6 separate regions of the Homo sapiens genome follow, and regions 1, 2, 3, 5 and 6 are each linked to region 4. The links are chromatin contacts, found by Hi-C or POLR2A ChIA-PET in ENCODE. All regions are on one chromosome and are shown on one strand. Each heading gives the region's core, a stretch centred on a gene start or an enhancer-like site at or near the end of the contact. The rest is flanking DNA. Distances are from core to core; before and after follow the strand shown.

Region 1 (2,700 bases), core at 23-2,522, 1.1 Mb after region 4:
AGAAGATACTGTGTTAACATCCTGTCCCACAAAGTGTGTGAAACGAGGGATTTTCCTCTCAGAAATTACTGAGTCTTGACAGCACTGAAACTGCTGCTTGCCAAGTTAAGAGTAAGAGGAAAGAAATGTAAAGACATTTGAAGTTATTAATAGGTCAGAATTTAGTTTTTTCAAAAAAATATATTCAAAATGTGTTTAATTCTGTACCCTAAAATATCCATTGCCCTGAGGTGGGAGCTGGGCCAGGGGTATTGCTGACTGAATGCTCTAGGGAAAAAACTTACACAGAATGTCTCTCTCTCCTCCTGCAGGAAGGTAGAGAGAAAGATGGACTAGAGCCAGAAGGTAAAAGCAAAGAGCAAACAGTAGATACAAAATCTGAGTTCTGGCTAGGCGTGGGGGTTCGCACATGTAATCCCAGCACTTTGGGAGTCCAAGGCAGGTGGATCACTTGAGGTCAGGAGTTTGAGACCAGCCTGGGCAACATGGTGAAACCCTGTCTCTACCAAAAATACAAAAAATTAGCCAGGCATGGAGGTGCGTGCCTATGGTCCCAGCTACTAGGGAGGCTGAGGTAGGAGAATCACTTGAGCCCGGGGTAGGGGAGGTCACAGTGAGCAGAGATTACACCACTGTACTTCAGCCTGGGTTACAGAGCGAGAACCCATCTCAAAAGAAAAAACAAAAACAAAAAAACAGTTTTGCCAGGCATGACATCCTAGATACTTAGGAGAGTGGGGTGGGTGGACTGCTTAAACCCAGGAGTTCAAGACCAGCCTGGGCAACATAGCAAGACCCAGTCTCAAAACAAAAACAAAAACAAAAAACCAGTCTGAGTTCTATCCGGTACACACTGCTGTGACTTCTGACTGCAATGTCACTTCTCTCCCAGGTAATTTCCTCATCTACAAAATGGAGGTACTCCCACCTACCTCACAGAATTGAGATGGGGCCATGTTGCTTCATATTAGACCAAAGATTATTCATGATCTTTTTCTCTTCCCTTCCCCTTACCCTTTTTTTTTTCCTGCTAAATTTCTCTCTATAAGAAGAACTTAACACTTCATGAGAATTAGCATGATGGAGTGATAAGAACTAAATGGAGATCAGGTTTGAAGTCTCACACACCCTCCCTATAACTGTTGGGCAGTCATGAATCTCTTGAGTCTGAGCTTCCTCTTGGCTACTGTTACCTTTTTGGAAATCACTTGGTCTCCACCCTCCCAGTACTTTGCACCAGAGGCAGCTCAGTGGTTGCGTTGCCTACTTTCTCAGGAAAGCTCTCTCCCTCCCTTCTTCTGAGTCGGTGAGTCACTTCCTCTTCTGAATTGAAATCCTAGGGTTATTTATATTGTGGAGTAGGGGAGTCAACCACAGAGAGTAAACAGTAAAAGAGGGAATTCATCGTCCAAATGGGAAGTGATTAGGGTATGAGTAAGCATCACAGAGAGGTTGGGCCAAGGAAATGTTTAATAAAAAAAAAAAAAAAAAAATCTTGCTAGAGTTATTGTAGGCCAACCAGGAAAGAAGTAATTACATGAAAAGAAAAATAAGTAACAAGTTGAGAATTAAAAAAAAAAAAAAATCTTCAGTGGCATTAAGCAGGAGACTAACTAAGCAAGTCATATAAATACAGGAAGAGAAAAGGGCCAAATCAAATTCTGTAACACATTTTTCAGTGAGCATCAAAAGATACCAACATTGGCCAGGCGCAGTGGCTCACGCCTGTAATCCCAACACTTTTGGAGGCCACAGGTATATCGCTTGAGCCCAGGAGTTTGAGACCAGCCTGGGCAACATGGTGAAACCTTGTCTCCATCAAAAATACAAAAAAATTAGCTGGGCGTGGTGGCGCATGCCTGTAGTCCCAGCTACTCAGGAGGCTGAGGTGGGAGGATTGCTTGAGCCTGGGAGTTTGAGGCTGCAGTGATAGGTGATCACACCACTGCATTCCAGCCTAGGTGACAGGGCAAGACCCTGTCTCAAAAAAAAAAAAAAAAAAAAAAAAAAAGAAAGAAAAGAAAAGAAAAGAAAGAAAAAAGATACCAACATTACTGTGTGTGAGAACACCAACTGAATTTCTCTCTCACATTGTGCTCAAACTCAGCAATTATTTCTTTAATTACATAAGATCTGTATCATCATTGCAAAAACATACCAGTAAAAGTTTCAGTACAGGGGTTTATGCCAGCAAGCCTCTTTGATGTTCCGAAGTCAGAGATCTTGAGAACACCACTGTAGGTATTAATCAACACATTGTCACCCTAGAGAACAGAGGACTTTAATCACAATTGTTATCTTTCTTCAGATACTGTCTGTTGTTGACTTGGTAAGTCCAATTTAAAAAAAAAAAAGGTGTCCTTACAGCTACCAACGACATTAATTCTGTATTCTTCATTAATAGTTTATCTCAATAGTGCATTCTTGACACTATTTTTTGTTTACATATTATCAGTTTGAAACCAACCGCCTTTGCGAAAATTACAACAGTGAGAAAATTATGACAGTAAAAGAGATCTGATCTAACCACCACCATCTTGCTTTAAATTTCCAAACTGCCCTTGGTCATTCCAGGGTGTAGACCAAGCTCACTTGGAGAAATTTAATTTATAGTTTAGTTGATAATAGCCCTTCCCCAAAACTAAACTATCTTTGTAAAACTAATGAAAGGCCACCAGGTTAGGAGGATGAGAGGGGCCT
Region 2 (2,839 bases), core at 76-2,575, 1.3 Mb before region 4:
CTTGCAAGATGAGTAAATTGCAAAGGATTTCCTTGGATGGATTTATGAATGACAGACACCATAAAATGCTGCTAAAAAGGCCTGGAACGTAGGTTGGCTTTAAGACCATCCTATACTCCCCTGGAGTCAGAAACCACTGCTGTTGGGAGCAAACCACTAAGCAGGAAATTACAGCAGGATTTTCATGGTTTTCAATTTTAAACTAACCCATGATTACCCCCTTAACCAAAATATACAAAATAACACATGACACAATATATGTAAATATTTTTCAAGGTTTTATTGCAAACCAAAATCAGTTTATCACACACAAAAAAAGTTGTGTGATGGGATGAGGGAAGGATTGTACGTATTATAACCATGTTAATTACAGTACATTAAAATGGTGGTTTACATTACAAATAAGCCTGTAAGTTTAAATATACTAGTGTTATAACCCAATGTACAGACGTTCTTTATACAATACATACAATTATCAGGAATGCAAAAAAAAAAACATAAATAATGCCCATTTTACAGGTGACATTTTAAACAATGAAAAACACCAACGGCTCTGACTGACAACTGGGGCATTGGTCCATAAAAACCCTTTCTAAAAATAGAAATATTTGTAGCAGCAATGCTTTCTTTAAGCATCTGAATACGAGTCATTGCAAGACCATTTCAATAAATTTTAGTTATTAACCGTATCTTACAAAAAAGTCTACACATAAATTTATCTTCCAAATATGGAAGAAACAAACAATGTCCCACGTTGTAGTGTCCTGCAAGTGTCACATTGATGCTTATAACAAAATCCATCTGTGATCAGGCATACCACACTCACACGACGGTTCACACAGCATATCCACAAGGGAAAATAAAGAACTGAAACACTGCGATAGGAAAAGCTTTGGAGCTAACACAATCTCTTCAGAAAAGGCACATTTCATAATATTCGTCATCACAGCCCAGACAGATCTGCAGGAGACCTTTTTTAGAACAGCGTCCGCTTTCTAACGAAACTCCTGCCTCCGTCTAAGGCGGCACTCTAACGCTCGTTTCAGAGATAGCACCACGTTGGAAGGAAGAATAAAAATGAAAACCTCATGAGCTCACTGAGGAGAATGTGCTCTTCAAAAAGCTTCCAGCGAACAGTGTGCAATAAGATTGCTAAGCTTCCAGAGATGTGCAAATTCTCTTGTAAGATGTCCTGTCAGCTGGCGGCTCCACCAAAAGGCTAACTAAAACATTCGGAAACACACATAAAATCCTTTAAAACCAAGCCCTAACAGGGTTCAGAGGAAAGAGTCCGTGGGAGGCGCATAGGAAAAGCCTAGGAAAGCCTCGGCAGCTTCCTTGACGCTGGCTGTGACGAGGACGCTGTCAGGGGACTTGCCAATGGAGTTGGGGACAGGCTCTTCGGTAAACTCGGGGTCAAAGTGCCGTAGGTCGTTGGGCCCACTCTGTGACGGGAAGGGAAAAACACTCTTGTCAAGAACTCACACTAGACACAGGACAGGGAAATCTTGACCAGGCTTTAAATACCAAGTTTAAGTCTTATATCAACTTCCATAATCACCCACTTCAAGCACAAAATCTCAAAAGGCTACACACAGTTAAACATAAGAATAATGTTCACTTGTTGCCTTTTGGTGCTTCGAATTGATAAATGTGTCTAAAAATTATGGGAGCCTTGTTGGGACACAAAAATGTGCTTTTTATGTAGGTAAAATAACAGGTTTATGGAGAAAACATCTGCCAATGTATTCCTTCCAACCCTCCCCCAGACAATTCTGAATTAAAATAAATGCCCTTTGGGCTTCTCTATACTTAGAAGAGAGACAGATACTCACCACATTTGGGTTAAAAGGGGGAGTAATCTTCTTATTAATGAGATCATCCCAGTTAATTAAGGAGAAGAAGACATGACTCTTAATCTCCATCTGTTGATAAGAAACCCAAGATTAATTTAGACAGGTGCATTCAATAAGGGCAGGGAGGTCTAGTGCACGTCCCGGCCGGCCCAGGAGGACAGGAAAACATCACTCACGAAGTCATCCTTGGCCCCGAGCCGCTTTGTCCTGTCCTTCTGCAGGAGGCCCTCCAGGAGGTGTCTTGCGGAATTTGTAATATTTGGTTTCAGCTGGAGAGGCTTGTTCAGAATGTTGTCGTACATTTCAGCTGTGTTTCGGCTATAAAAAGGCGGCTGAAAGAAGGGGAAAATTACTTTAGACTTAATTGGAAGTTTCATATGGCACACATTACCAGTAGAGAAAAAGATATAAACGGCAATAAATATTAGGCTCGATTTGAGAAACTCTCCCCACCTCAATGCTTTCTTTTCCCTTGCTATTTAAGTGTCTACTTTGCAACCCGTGTGTGTGTTTGTGTGTGTGTGTGTGGAGGGTGAGGGGGTAGATGTTAATAAGTGGTAGTTTTTCACCACCACACAGGTTCAATGTGGTCCTATCTAGTAAAATGTGAAATGCACAAAAGAACCAGGTAAGTGATTATTCTTATGAACTATAAAATAACCAATATGCCTCTTAGCTGCTTTTGATAAGCGTACTGGTAAGGGCAAGACACCATGGCCAAGCATGGGCTGTGTGAAGGCAATATTGTAGGGAGCAGGCAGTGTTCCATGGTTCCCAATGTGCCACTCACCAGGCCATACAGCATCTCATACAAGACAGCTCCCAGGCACCACCAGTCCACAGTCCTGTCATAAGGCTGCTTATGAAGCACCTCAGGTGCGAGATACTGAAAAACAGACCAGGGAAACAGCGTTTAGAACCTGCGAAAGCAAGCAATCCCACGACCACACATTTAGTTTGAAAAAGCTGAGAGACCCAGAGCC
Region 3 (2,700 bases), core at 129-2,628, 1.3 Mb before region 4:
CCCAGCTACTCAGGAGGCTGAGGCAGGAGAATGGCTTGAACCTGGGAGGTGGAGGTTGCAGTGAGTTGAGATTGCGCCATTGCACTCCATTCTGGGCAACAAGAGTGAAACTCCATCTTATAAATAGATAAATAAATAAGACTAATTGGAAAACTTGGAAATTATTTAGAAGACAGCTCCAAGGATGGCAAAATGAGTCAAGTATTGGAAAAAAAGACCAATGAGGAGAGGCAAACAAGACATAATTAATTTTCTTGAAGAGAAGACCAAATGACAATTGAAGAAGACAGTCTATGAATTTATAGAGAGCTTTATATACAGACAGGGTTGGTTATCATCGCTGAGTATAAAACAAGGGAAACAGGCTTGGTGTGTAGCATAATGGCTTTGTTCGACACAGTAAAGCTAACTAAATGTCAAAATAAGATGCAGGTGGAGGTTGAGCAGTCTTTTCTAAAGCCATGAATAATAAGATAGCAGCTTCTTTGTATGGCTCTGACTGAAGGTGAGAGATGTGCTATGTAAGCTTTCACATCGCTTCCAGGGCTAAGATTCAGGTCCTTGGGGAATATCTTCCTGAATTCAGGGAGTTAATGCCAACTCTGAAATCAAATTACTGGAACATAGTAAAGAAAGCGGGGGGAGGAAGCAACTAGAATCAAGATGAAAATGTAACTTCAAACCCTGTTTAGAAAAAAATAATGAGATTACTTTAAAATAATAAAATTTATTATTAAAAATTTAGAGAAGTTTTGACAAGGAGGAAGTGGAAAAAATAGATATTTTTATTTATTTATTTATTTATTTATTTATTTATTTATTTATTTATTTTTGAGACAGTTTCCCTCCTGTTGCCCAGGCTGCAGGGCAATGGCACGAGCTCGGCTCACTGCAACCTCCACCTCCAGGGTTCAAGTGATTCTCCTGCCTCAGCCTCTCGAGTAGCTGGGACTACAGGCATGCACCACCATGCCTGGCTAATTTTTTTTGTATTTTTGGTAGAGAAGGGGTTTCACCATTTTGGCCAGGCTGGTCTCAAACTCCTGACCTCAGGTGATCCTCTCTCCTCGGTCTCCCAAAGTGCTGGGATTATAGGTGTGAGCCGCCGCACCTGGCCATAGATATTTTAGATAAGGAACAAGATCAAGCATTAAACTGTGAACAAGGTATTTCTAATTAACTAATTTTTTTTTTCAAACACAGCCTTAGGAAACGTGACTCCAACCATGGAGAGTTTAGGTCAGCCCTGATTTTGAGGCCACATGCTCCATCCTCACAGGTGGGTGAGGTCCCTTAGTTGGTATTGTTTGATGATTCTATTAGTTCTTGACTTTTCTGTATATATTTTAATGTACAGTAAAGGGATTGTAGTATTGGCAGGTTTGTCCCAAAATAGACTGTGAGTCAGTTATGAAGGAGGGGGATTCCAGGAACTAGAATTTAAGAGTGAGGAAGTTAAACACAAATTTACATATGACTCAGTACTAACACATTTTACATAATATTGGGTACTTTCTCTTCCTGTAATTGCCTCTATGCTTCATTTGTTGTTTTCACCAATAGCCCTAAATAAGTGGTTTTAAAAAACATTAAGGGAGGCTGGTAGATCACGCCTGTAAGCACTTTTGGGAAGCTGAGGTGGGCGAATTGCTTGAGCCCAGGAGTTCAAGACCAGCCTGGGCAAGATGGCGAAACTCCGTCTCTACAAAAAATACAAAAATTAGCTGGGCATGGTGACACGTGCCTGTAGCCCCAGCTACTTGGGAGGCTGAGATGGGAGGATCACCTGAGTCTTTGAGGTTGAGGCTGCAAAGAACAACAATCTCCCCACTGCACTCCAGCCTGGATGACAGACCGAGACTCTATCTCAAAAATAAATAAGTAAATAATGAATTTTAAACACACACACACACAGACCCACACACAACCATTAAGGGATGACTAATTTGGGGTGTCTTGCCAGCAATTCAAATGTCTAAAATAGCCTTATTCTAGCATTGAATGTTAAAGCCTTTTTCTTTAGACAGACTAATTGCAGAATGAAATGGTTTGCTACCTGTTGAGCTCCAATTCTCCCCTTCTCAAAAAATCAAGAGGCTATGAACTCGCAAGTGTTAATGGGATTCAGATAGAAGCCATCACTGCTATTTTAAATTTTCCTGTGTCTCCCACTAACATTATATCCAAACATCAAAACATCCACAACAATCATCCCCAAGGTTGCTGCTGTATTATTTATAAATGAACACATTGTTGGGTGAATACATTCCACTTTTGAAATTAATTTTCTTTTTCTTTTTCTTTTTTTTTTTTTTGAGATGGGGTCTCACTCCGTCACCCAGTTTGGAATGCAGTGGCGCGATCTCAGCTCACTGCAACCTCTGCCTCTGGGGCTCAAGCGATCCTCCTACCTTAGCCTCCCAAACAGCTAGGACTGCTGGCACATGCCACCATGCCCGGCTAATTTTTTTGCATTTTTGGTAGAGACAGGATTTCACCATGTTGCCCAGGCTGGTCTCAAACTCCTGAGCCCAGGTGATCTACCCACTCTGGCCTCCCAACGTGCTAAGATTACAGTCATGAGCCACTGTGCCTGGCCTGAAATTAATTTTCACTGGTTTATTTTCATAAAATAACGCTGGACACAGTGGCTCATGCCTGTAATCCCAGCACTTTGGGAGGCCAAGGCAGGCAGATCAC
Region 4 (2,789 bases), core at 208-2,707:
ATTTTTGTATTTTTAGTAGAGATGGGGTTTCACCAACATTGGCCAGGCTGATACTGAACTCCTGACCTCAAGTGATCCACCCACTTTAGCCTCCCAAAGTGCTAGGATTACAGGCGTGACCCACTGCGCTCAGCCATCTCTAAATCTTAATATGTACTACAGCAAACATGATAGAATTAACGGCTAATATTTGATTAGTAACCTCTGCAAAAAATCAGATAGGACTTTAAAAGACACCTCTGATTCTTATATATTCCATTATTTTACAACTTCTCCCTCACAAACCCTTTCACAGGAGCGTCTAAGAGATATTACACAGGAAAATTAAATGGATTACATTTCATCTCATTTTATTTTACAGACAACCTGATTATCAGCCAATATGTGGCTCAATATCATTGGGAGAAAAAACTGAGAGGCTTGATAATTCGCTCCTTAACCAAATGTTATCGCAAGGGAAAAAAAGACAAACAAAAATCCTGTATACAAAATTCAATGAATAAATCAACAAGATTCTTCATAAGTAAACAAGATTCTAACTTCATAAATATTATTCCTCATAAACAAGATTCTAGGTATGGTTTAAAAACACTTTTGGTATTTGAATTTCTTTCAAGCATTCTTTAAAAAATTTCCCAGAGTACTCATAAGAAGCAATCTTCCTCCTAACGCCCAAGCAGTAACAGCAACTGTTAATGCAACAGGTGAAAAAATCGTTGGCATCTCTTTCTCAAAAGAAAGGGGAAAGCTTTATTTTCACAATAGATGTTTTTACAGGAATGCTAAACGCAGCACAACCTTTGATAAGGATTCTTAAATGGTCTACATTTTTGTTCTATTTTTATGCATCTCGAAACAACCCTATTAATATAATTTGGCTCTTATAAATATAACAAATTGATCACCTTTTCTCAGACATAATTAAGAAGGCTTTGACAGGTTGAAGATTCAGCCCCAGGTTGACACTCTAAAAGGAAATAAACACACTCAGTACACATCTGATTTAAAAGCATTTAAATAAGAATCGGGAGTAGGAAAGGCAAAGATTGAATTCTCTATCAGAGCACCATGCTCAACTCTCCGGGGACACGGAGACCAGTGAAAGAAGCGCAAAAGTACGGTGAGGACTCTCAGAAATCGCATTCCCCCGGGACACCCGGCCCACGCTCGTCGGTCACTACGCTATCAGCCTCCGCGCTCTCGGACTCCAGCAGCCCCGACACGCCGCCCAGGAGAGGGCCGGGCAGGCCGAGCACCCCGGCCCGCGCTCCCGCCACCAGCGCACCCATGATGTACTCACGGAGAGGGGTACGCAGAACCGCCCGTCCCGCCGGAGCCGACACCCGGAGCAGTGCAAATCAACTCCCCCAGCCTAGCGGCGCGTGCGCGAAGTGAGGCGGCCACGCAGCCACCTAACCCGCCAGCGACCCGTGTCCTGAAAGCAAGCCGCGGCTCTGTGCCGCAGTGCGGACAGCGCGCCGCCTGCTGACGTCAGCGCCTGCCTACGCCGCCGTTCCCATGGCGACCGATGCGTCCCGCGCTCTAGGCGAAGACCGCGGCCCCGTCCCCGCGCCTCCACCGCCTTCTTCCAGGAGGAGGGGCCGTGCGGCGCCTGCCCGGGGGCCCTCAGGCCGCAGGCGGGCGCGAGCTTCAGGGAACTTAGGGGGCTCCCGCCTCCCCGGCCACGCGAGCGGGAACAGTCTCCTCCACTCGGAGCGGTAAGGGACCCGGAAATGCGCGGGTGCCCCTACAGAGTCTTGAGTTTTCCCCGCCCTCACCTCCGAAAATGCTCTTTTCGCCTTAGAATTGTAGCTAGCGCAGGGAAAAACTGACTGGGCAAAGGAAAACTGGGGAGGCTGTCATGGAAGCCGCCCAGAATAAGAAAATGAATGAATGAGGCAAAGAAACAGATTTGTCACTCCCCACGCGATCGCGCCCACAAAAGAAAACATGGTTTTAAGGCGTGGAAAATGAAGTTGTACTACAGACAAAATTTTAAGAAAAAATTATCCACTGTTCCTTTAGAGCTATCTCCCTGTGTGTGAAAAACAAAACAAAAGTTAAAACGCCATCCTTTTCTACACCTAATGCTCCCTCCCACTTTTCTGATTTCTGCCACAGGCGCCATCTTCAGCTCTGAGTCACCAGGGCTGGAAAAATACTAGATGCGCTACTCGTGGACTCGTGAATACACTCGTGAATACAGGCCATTTCCTGTACCTACAGCCACCCGCTGTAAGCTGTTGCTTCATTTGTACAGTAAGAGTTTATGGAGGCCAGCTTTTCCATTCTTACTGACATTGCCACACCTTACAAACTATATGTCTTGTGCTTCCCTAAATCCTGTGAGGAAGCAACGAGAAAGATTACTAATCCAATGCGTACCGAACTGAGCTGTTCAACTTTCCGTTCTAAACATACTCTCCTAGATTTCTATCTTGCTGTAAGCCACCACAATCCTCCCAGTGTTTTAGTAAGAACAGTAGAGTATCCTAAATGCATCTTATGCCAAAGCATATCCATTCTCTCTTTTTAACTTCCTCAGATGGGCCCTTTACCAGTTCTCTGACTCCAGTTTGACTCTTAAATTCTCCACACTGCTATCAGAATGACCTGACTAAAAATGTAAATCGGATAATGGCACTCTCCTGCTGAAAATTTTTGAAAGGCAATCTGTAAGAGAAAATGATTACTTTGCCTAGGATACAAGATTCTCCATCTCCCTGACTAGTTTCATCTCTCGTTAGCTTCTTGTTCCAATTTTATGCAATATTGAATCATGTGTACCA
Region 5 (2,700 bases), core at 1-2,500, 1.3 Mb after region 4:
TAAGACTCTTCATGATCTAGCCCCAGTAAAACACTCTACAGTCTCCCCACCCAATATTTTTTTCACCGTATCCCTTCCATCTGGCCAGGCTGAGTCCTGGCAGCCACGACCCCCTATGGATCATGCTGGTTTAAATCTCCTGGGTTGCTCATGTTATTCCTGCTCCTACAAAGATCTCCATCTTCTTGTCTACCTAAAGAAAACCTACTCATCTGTGTGCAATCACCATAAAGACTTATCTCTCTTCTGCAGCCTTTCCTGCAATTTCCATACCTCTGGCACGGACAATCACCTTTTAAAAATACCCCATATAAATTTATCATAGCCTCTACAGTATTTTGATTACACTTAACTAATTACATGACTTCTCTTTTAGTCTTCTTCTCTAATCTCTTGAGGCCATGGACCATATCCCATTATTTTGAATCCCAAATGCCTAGTACTGTTCTTGGTATATGGTTAAGATGATCATACGACTTGGTTTGTGCCTGTTGACCTGGCTTAATAATTACACCCTCTTTACTCTCAAAAGTATCTTGGTTTGGCAGATAAATTATATTTGGTCATTCTCCACATAGTATATGCCTGGCAATAAATGAATGAATGAGCACCAGCATCTGAGCACTTATTACCATACAATATATACATGTATAGTAATACTTTTTAAAAAAGTTGTATATGATGATGTGCTGCTTTTTTGCTTAGCTTCATTAGAACTGGCCAGCTCCTTTTTCTCACTTGCCAAGCATGGGGAGTTGGTTTGGAGTTGGTGTTTCATCTTTTCCAGTTACAGTGTGAAAGTAGCCCACCAGCCCACGCTCTTATTCCTAAAGACCGCAGTGACTCCACGGACTTAAGTTCTCATTGCTTCCAGTTTCCTTGGGCAACGCAGCACGCAATTTTGGACGCGCTGCGTGGTTTCAGAGTCGGCTGTAACTTTTCTCACTTTATAATCATCAGGAAAAGTTCCTGATGCCAGTCTTCCAAACGCTCAATGAAATAAAAACCAGATAGCACCGCAGAGGAGGCTGAGATGCAACGACAAAAGCTGTCGTAATTATTAATAATACCTAACCCTGGATCACTCCCCTGATAGATCTGTATCTTTGCAGCAGGCGCAATTCAGTTTGGATTCACCCAAAACAAAAATGGTCTCCGTCGGAGTCAACGCCCTTTCCTGTGCGGACCAATCAGAATCTCAAACACAGGGCACGGGGCCCACACTTCCGTCCGGTCTGCCTGGTCTCTCTAACCGCGCCAGTGTGCCTCCGACTCGGAACGGCTTCCGCGGCCGGGGCAGCGAGGGCCGGGGGCGGCGGGCGGGATGAGTGCGGTGTGCGGTGGAGCGGCGCGGATGCTGCGGACGCCGGGACGCCACGGCTACGCCGCCGAGTTCTCCCCGTACCTGCCGGGCCGCCTGGCCTGCGCCACCGCGCAGCACTACGGCATCGCGGGTGAGGCGGCGCCGCGCAGCTGGGGCCGGGGGGCGGAGGCGGAGGCGGGGGCCAGCCGGGCTCCAGTTCCTCGCGCTCGAGGGAAAGCCCCTCTGAGCGTAGACGGTTCCGCGGGTCCACGCCAGGGGGCAGAAGAGGCGCTGGTCGGCGCTTCTCCTTTCTTTGCCGAGTGCGAGGAGTTGGTCTGAAGCAGGAGTCGATCTTCCAGTTGTGTGCAAGTGCATATACGTGTAGCCTAGTAGCCCGTGTCCTTGTTCCTTGAGACCGCGCTGCCTCCGCCACGTGTCACACGCCCAGGCACACGTCCCCGTAGGGAGAGCCGGGGGAGCCTGCGCGGTCCCTTGGATCGGTCCGCTCGGCACAGCAGTACGGGGAAGACGGTCTGAGCCAGAACCGACCCAGGGCTCGCGAGTTGGCCCACAATTCCCAGTCTGCATTCGAGCACTGAGCTGCGACCTGCGGGCTGGCCTTCCTAAGGACGATGCTCCTGAATGGACGCCTGGAGTCCCACGGGTGACACCATGAAATATATCAAGTTCAGTTCTTACCTGTAGTTGTCTAACGAGGAATGCACACATTCGCAAGTAGGTGTTACAGACTCCAGTTAATTGTCTCCCGTCGCGCGCATTGGCTCAGCCTGTGGTTAAAGCTGCTCAGGAGGCTGAGGCGGGAGGATCGCTTGAGCCCGGGATGTTGAGGCTACAATGAGCTGAGATCACATCACTCTGCCCCAGCCCAGTGAGCTGAGATCACATCACTCCACTCCAGCCTGGGTGACAGACTGAGACCCCGTCTTAAAAAGAAAAAAGGCCAAGCGCCGTGCGGTGGCTCACGTCTGTAATCCCAGCACTTTGGGAGGCCGAGGTGGGCGGATCACTTGAGTTCGGGAGTTCCAGACCAGCCTGACCAACATGGAGAAACCCCATCTCTACTGAAAATACAAAATTAGCCGGGCGTGGTGGCGCATGCCTGTAATCCCAGCTACTCGGGAGGCTGAGGTAAGAGAATAGTTTGAACCCAGGAGGCAGAGGTTGCGGTGAGCCGAGATCGTGCCATTGCACTCCAGCCTGGGCAAGAAGAGCAAAACTCCGTCTCAAAAAAAAGAGTCCATCTAGTCCGTGGACTAGATGAAAAGGCGTAGGTTCATTCTCGCTTTTGCCTTAATTCATGTCCTAGCTATTATACGCACTGAAGCGAGATGCAAAAACTCATTTCATAATGTCAGTGGTCTATTGTATTTTTTTGT
Region 6 (2,810 bases), core at 186-2,685, 1.1 Mb after region 4:
GTTTGCCTTCTTTTTTCCTGTGGGGTAGGTTTATCATGATGATCACTACAGGTTCCTCTTGCCTTTCACATCATCTGTGACAGCTGCAGGCGGTTAGGACACAGATAAAATATGTAACCTTTGGGAAATGAAGCACCTGGGAGAGGATTTACCTGAGCTAAAGATTCCATTAGGTTTCTCACAATTTTGTCTTGGTCTTCCGTCAGGATCCTGTGAAGGGTAGCTCGCCTCTCACTGTCCTTCCTCAGCATGAAGAATCCAGAATCTTTTTCTTCAGGGGAAGGAGGAGCACTGTGATCTTCAAAATTCTCATCTGGAATGCTGAGAAAATTTATGCAGCATAAATCACAGTTCCCTTTATAAAATGACACACTTAACAACACACTTCTCTCACCCCAAGTAAGTCAGGTCTTTACCCCAAAAAGAGTGTCCGAATTCCCTTGACATCTCTTTCTCCGCAGGACTTGGCTCTTGTTTTGAAAGAGAAGGGGTCCACTTTCAACTCCGTGTCGGGTGAAACTGAGCCGTACTCACTGCTGCTGCTGGTGTCCTCCACCAGCACAGGTACCGGCAAGGATATACTCCTGAGATATTCTGCTTGTGATGAGAGGAGGGAAAAGATAATTGACACTTTAAAAAATGTACACATACTGAAACACCCATTGAAAGAGGCCATATTCTTTGTCAAATATCTTGTTGCAATGAGCAGCATAATTATGCTATGTAAGGGAACGGTCATGTGTTATGACTGCCTCCCTTGCTCAGCATAACCCATACAGCAGGGTAGCCAGGAAAGGGCCTCCCAGGCCCTGGGAGGGATATCTCTGGGGTACCAAAACAGTCAAGGAAGCCCAAGTTCAGTGGGTCTACTGAGGGTCTGATCCCCTCATTTTTACTGACTACTAATTATTTCTATTTATGGGTCTCAGTTTTCATATTTATCAAATTCAGGGTCAGATTGATAATCTTTAAGCCTGTTCTTCAGGGGCTTAAGTGTCTCCATTAGCATCTTGGGGCTGCCTTGGTTGGGATGAGTGAGTGGGATGCTGTAGGTCTAGACCACAGGTTCCAATCCTGTTATACCTGAAACCAGAGAAAATATGCTGACTGTCATATATCACAGTTCTGCTTAAGGATTCATATAAAAAAGGATTCATCACTGAAAACAAATTTTGGAAACAGATGGACTAGATGATCTCTTAGGTCTGTCCTGGTTCTCAGATACTATGATTCTCTAGTAGACATGAGCTGCTTCTTTATTTGGATGGAGAATAAGACAGTGGAGTTGCCTATATTTCCTCAAACATTGGTTTTAAAGAAAGCTTCATAGGTTGCTCTGGGTGTCAACATCTTTCCAGCAGATGGGGAAGAAAGAGTAGGAGGATCTCATAGGAAGTTTTTATGAATCATGCTTGGGTGAGTTGCCACTCGGGCCCACCATCCATTGCCCAAGCCTCAGTCCACCAGCCACAGTTACTTGCCAGGAGGCTGGGAAACCCCAGAAGGAAAAGGAAACAGGTCTGGAGGACAGCTAGTCAGTCTCTGTATATGTATGCCTGAACAGTTCACAGAAAGAAAAACACAAAAAGCTCCCAAATGTATATAAAACTTCTCAGCCTCACTCCTAATGAGAGAAACGGGTATCTGAATCACAATAAAATACTGTCCATGATCTATCCTATGGACAGATATGCAAAAAAAAAAAAAAAAAAGAAAGTGGTTTTTGCCAGAAACATCTTTATCAAACACACATCCTAATGCTACAAAAGCATTTTAATAAAGAATGAAGGTATAAAATTATAGAAAAGGAAATCCACTGTTGCCTGGAATCTCCTTCTTACTTAATTCCTCTTGGGCTGAACTGAATCAACTGCCCTGATCTCAAGGATAGGGGACTCATGACATTGGTTTCAGCTGTAGCGAGAAAGACGGAAGTACATACAGCTTTCAGGAACAGCTGACCTCGGGGGAAACCACCTTACTGGTCAGTAACTGGAAAGTCTCCCCAGGATGAATTGGTTGACTTATCTGCTGTTATTTAAATAGTTCTGTAGCTGAATCACTAGAAGGCAGGAAGCAAGAGGAAGCCACAAAGAGTTGCTGAATTGACCAATTAAGTACCAGTATGCAAATGATATATGGCAGGGGAAATGCCTGGCATGTATTGTTTCCACATATTCTGGAGCAGCTCATGGGCCTAGCATTTCACGGACCATATTTTGGGCAGTGCTGCTACAGCAGAAAGGAAATGGGTGACCTCTTCCTTGCTGGTAATAGTAAGGTTGTCTGAGAGAAGAAAGGTTTGAAGGGGGGCCCAAACACCAAACTGCTTTTGAGTCATTCCTGGGGAAGGTCAAGGTCTATAGTGTGCCTTGTTTCACTTTAGAGTCAACATCTCGCTATTTGGGGGGAACGGACTTTAGAACAGAAAAAAATAGCTGCTTGGGAGAAAGAGTTTCACTGCTATGAGATGTCAAGTCCCTAAAGTTAAATGTTACTGATGGAAGAATACAGCTGAAGAAGAGCTCTTGGCTTGACTGAGTAGCTGATCTCTTTACAAGAAGGGATACAAGCCCTGCAGTGGAACTCACTGCTGATCCTTCAGACTTGGTGAGTTTCTTCACCAGCCCATTTTTATGAGATGCATGCCACACTCAGAAACGGAGGTGTGCATCATTCATATTTCAAAGACAAAATTGTTGTTTCTTGGGAGTAAAGAGACTAGTACAGACTAGACTAGAAGAGTACAAGATGAGGGATTCCTATCGTGTGTTTCCGTGTTTGTGTGTGTGTGTGTGTGTGGTAAATGT

The links. A loop is a pair of places that touch in the nucleus more often than their neighbours do. ChIA-PET counts read pairs that join two places held with the same protein, here RNA polymerase II (POLR2A). Pooled maps may share reads with other maps.
Region 1: a pooled map shows a loop between it and region 4 (3-fold over the local background). The contact joins the enhancer-like site here to the promoter of AHI1 in region 4. A Hi-C loop is called at or near these places in 2 of 50 pooled maps. POLR2A ChIA-PET finds 5 or more read pairs at or near these places in 3 of 52 experiments (CD4-positive, alpha-beta T cell, PC-9 and activated T-cell).
Region 2: a pooled map shows a loop between it and region 4 (2.9-fold over the local background). The contact joins the enhancer-like site here to the promoter of AHI1 in region 4. A Hi-C loop is called at or near these places in 2 of 168 maps with a recorded cell type or tissue (CD8-positive, alpha-beta T cell and naive thymus-derived CD4-positive, alpha-beta T cell) and 14 of 50 pooled maps.
Region 3: a map of B cell shows a loop between it and region 4 (16-fold over the local background). The contact joins the enhancer-like site here to the promoter of AHI1 in region 4. A Hi-C loop is called at or near these places in 1 of 168 maps with a recorded cell type or tissue (B cell) and 7 of 50 pooled maps. POLR2A ChIA-PET finds 5 or more read pairs at or near these places in 1 of 52 experiments (HEK293).
Region 5: a loop to region 4 is called in a map of ascending aorta, with 5 times the contacts of the local background. The contact joins the promoter of PEX7 here to the promoter of AHI1 in region 4. A Hi-C loop is called at or near these places in 2 of 168 maps with a recorded cell type or tissue (CD8-positive, alpha-beta T cell and ascending aorta) and 14 of 50 pooled maps.
Region 6: a loop to region 4 is called in a pooled map, with 6 times the contacts of the local background. The contact joins the enhancer-like site here to the promoter of AHI1 in region 4. A Hi-C loop is called at or near these places in 5 of 50 pooled maps. POLR2A ChIA-PET finds 5 or more read pairs at or near these places in 2 of 52 experiments (OCI-LY7 and PC-9).

Annotation. Positions count from the first base shown.
Region 1 is chr6:136,609,124-136,611,823 of GRCh38, forward strand. MAP3K5 (mitogen-activated protein kinase kinase kinase 5) reads right to left here. Exons shown (of 30, transcript NM_005923.4): 18 at 2,159-2,264. Among named protein-coding and RNA genes, the nearest start is that of MAP3K5-AS1, 19 kb to the right of the region's middle. Within about 2 kb of position 1,273, at least 21 of the 41 ENCODE cell types and tissues checked have a DNase peak (open chromatin) inside an H3K27ac peak, as active enhancers do; they include PC-9, where a contact is called at or near this core.
Region 2 is chr6:134,168,991-134,171,829 of GRCh38, forward strand. It overlaps SGK1 (serum/glucocorticoid regulated kinase 1), which reads right to left. Exons shown (of 14, transcript NM_001143676.3): 11 at 2,647-2,742; 12 at 2,033-2,188; 13 at 1,836-1,925; 14 at 266-1,445. The coding sequence ends at 1,278. Among named protein-coding and RNA genes, the nearest start is that of SLC2A12, 120 kb to the left of the region's middle. Within about 2 kb of position 1,326, at least 6 of the 41 ENCODE cell types and tissues checked have a DNase peak (open chromatin) inside an H3K27ac peak, as active enhancers do.
Region 3 is chr6:134,234,758-134,237,457 of GRCh38, forward strand. All of the region lies in intron 2 of SGK1 (serum/glucocorticoid regulated kinase 1), which reads right to left. Among named protein-coding and RNA genes, the nearest start is that of SGK1, 82 kb to the right of the region's middle. RefSeq lists enhancers at 1,044-1,203, 1,244-1,533, 1,674-1,723. Within about 2 kb of position 1,379, at least 8 of the 41 ENCODE cell types and tissues checked have a DNase peak (open chromatin) inside an H3K27ac peak, as active enhancers do; they include B cell, where a contact is called at or near this core.
Region 4 is chr6:135,496,283-135,499,071 of GRCh38, forward strand. AHI1 (Abelson helper integration site 1) reads right to left here and starts at 1,458. Exons shown (of 29, transcript NM_001134831.2): 1 at 1,301-1,458; 2 at 906-967. AHI1-DT (AHI1 divergent transcript) reads left to right here and starts at 1,519. Exons shown (of 6, transcript NR_152842.1): 1 at 1,519-1,718; 2 at 2,122-2,235. RefSeq lists silencers at 1,169-1,228, 1,579-1,798.
Region 5 is chr6:136,821,342-136,824,041 of GRCh38, forward strand. PEX7 (peroxisomal biogenesis factor 7) reads left to right here and starts at 1,251. Exons shown (of 10, transcript NM_000288.4): 1 at 1,251-1,454. The coding sequence starts at 1,325. RefSeq lists enhancers at 822-971, 855-1,587, 1,588-2,320, 1,702-1,861 and a silencer at 1,152-1,531.
Region 6 is chr6:136,592,021-136,594,830 of GRCh38, forward strand. It overlaps MAP3K5 (mitogen-activated protein kinase kinase kinase 5), which reads right to left. Exons shown (of 30, transcript NM_005923.4): 22 at 417-594; 23 at 153-321. Among named protein-coding and RNA genes, the nearest start is that of MAP3K5-AS1, 36 kb to the right of the region's middle. RefSeq lists an enhancer at 2,469-2,628. Within about 2 kb of position 1,436, at least 13 of the 41 ENCODE cell types and tissues checked have a DNase peak (open chromatin) inside an H3K27ac peak, as active enhancers do; they include PC-9, where a contact is called at or near this core.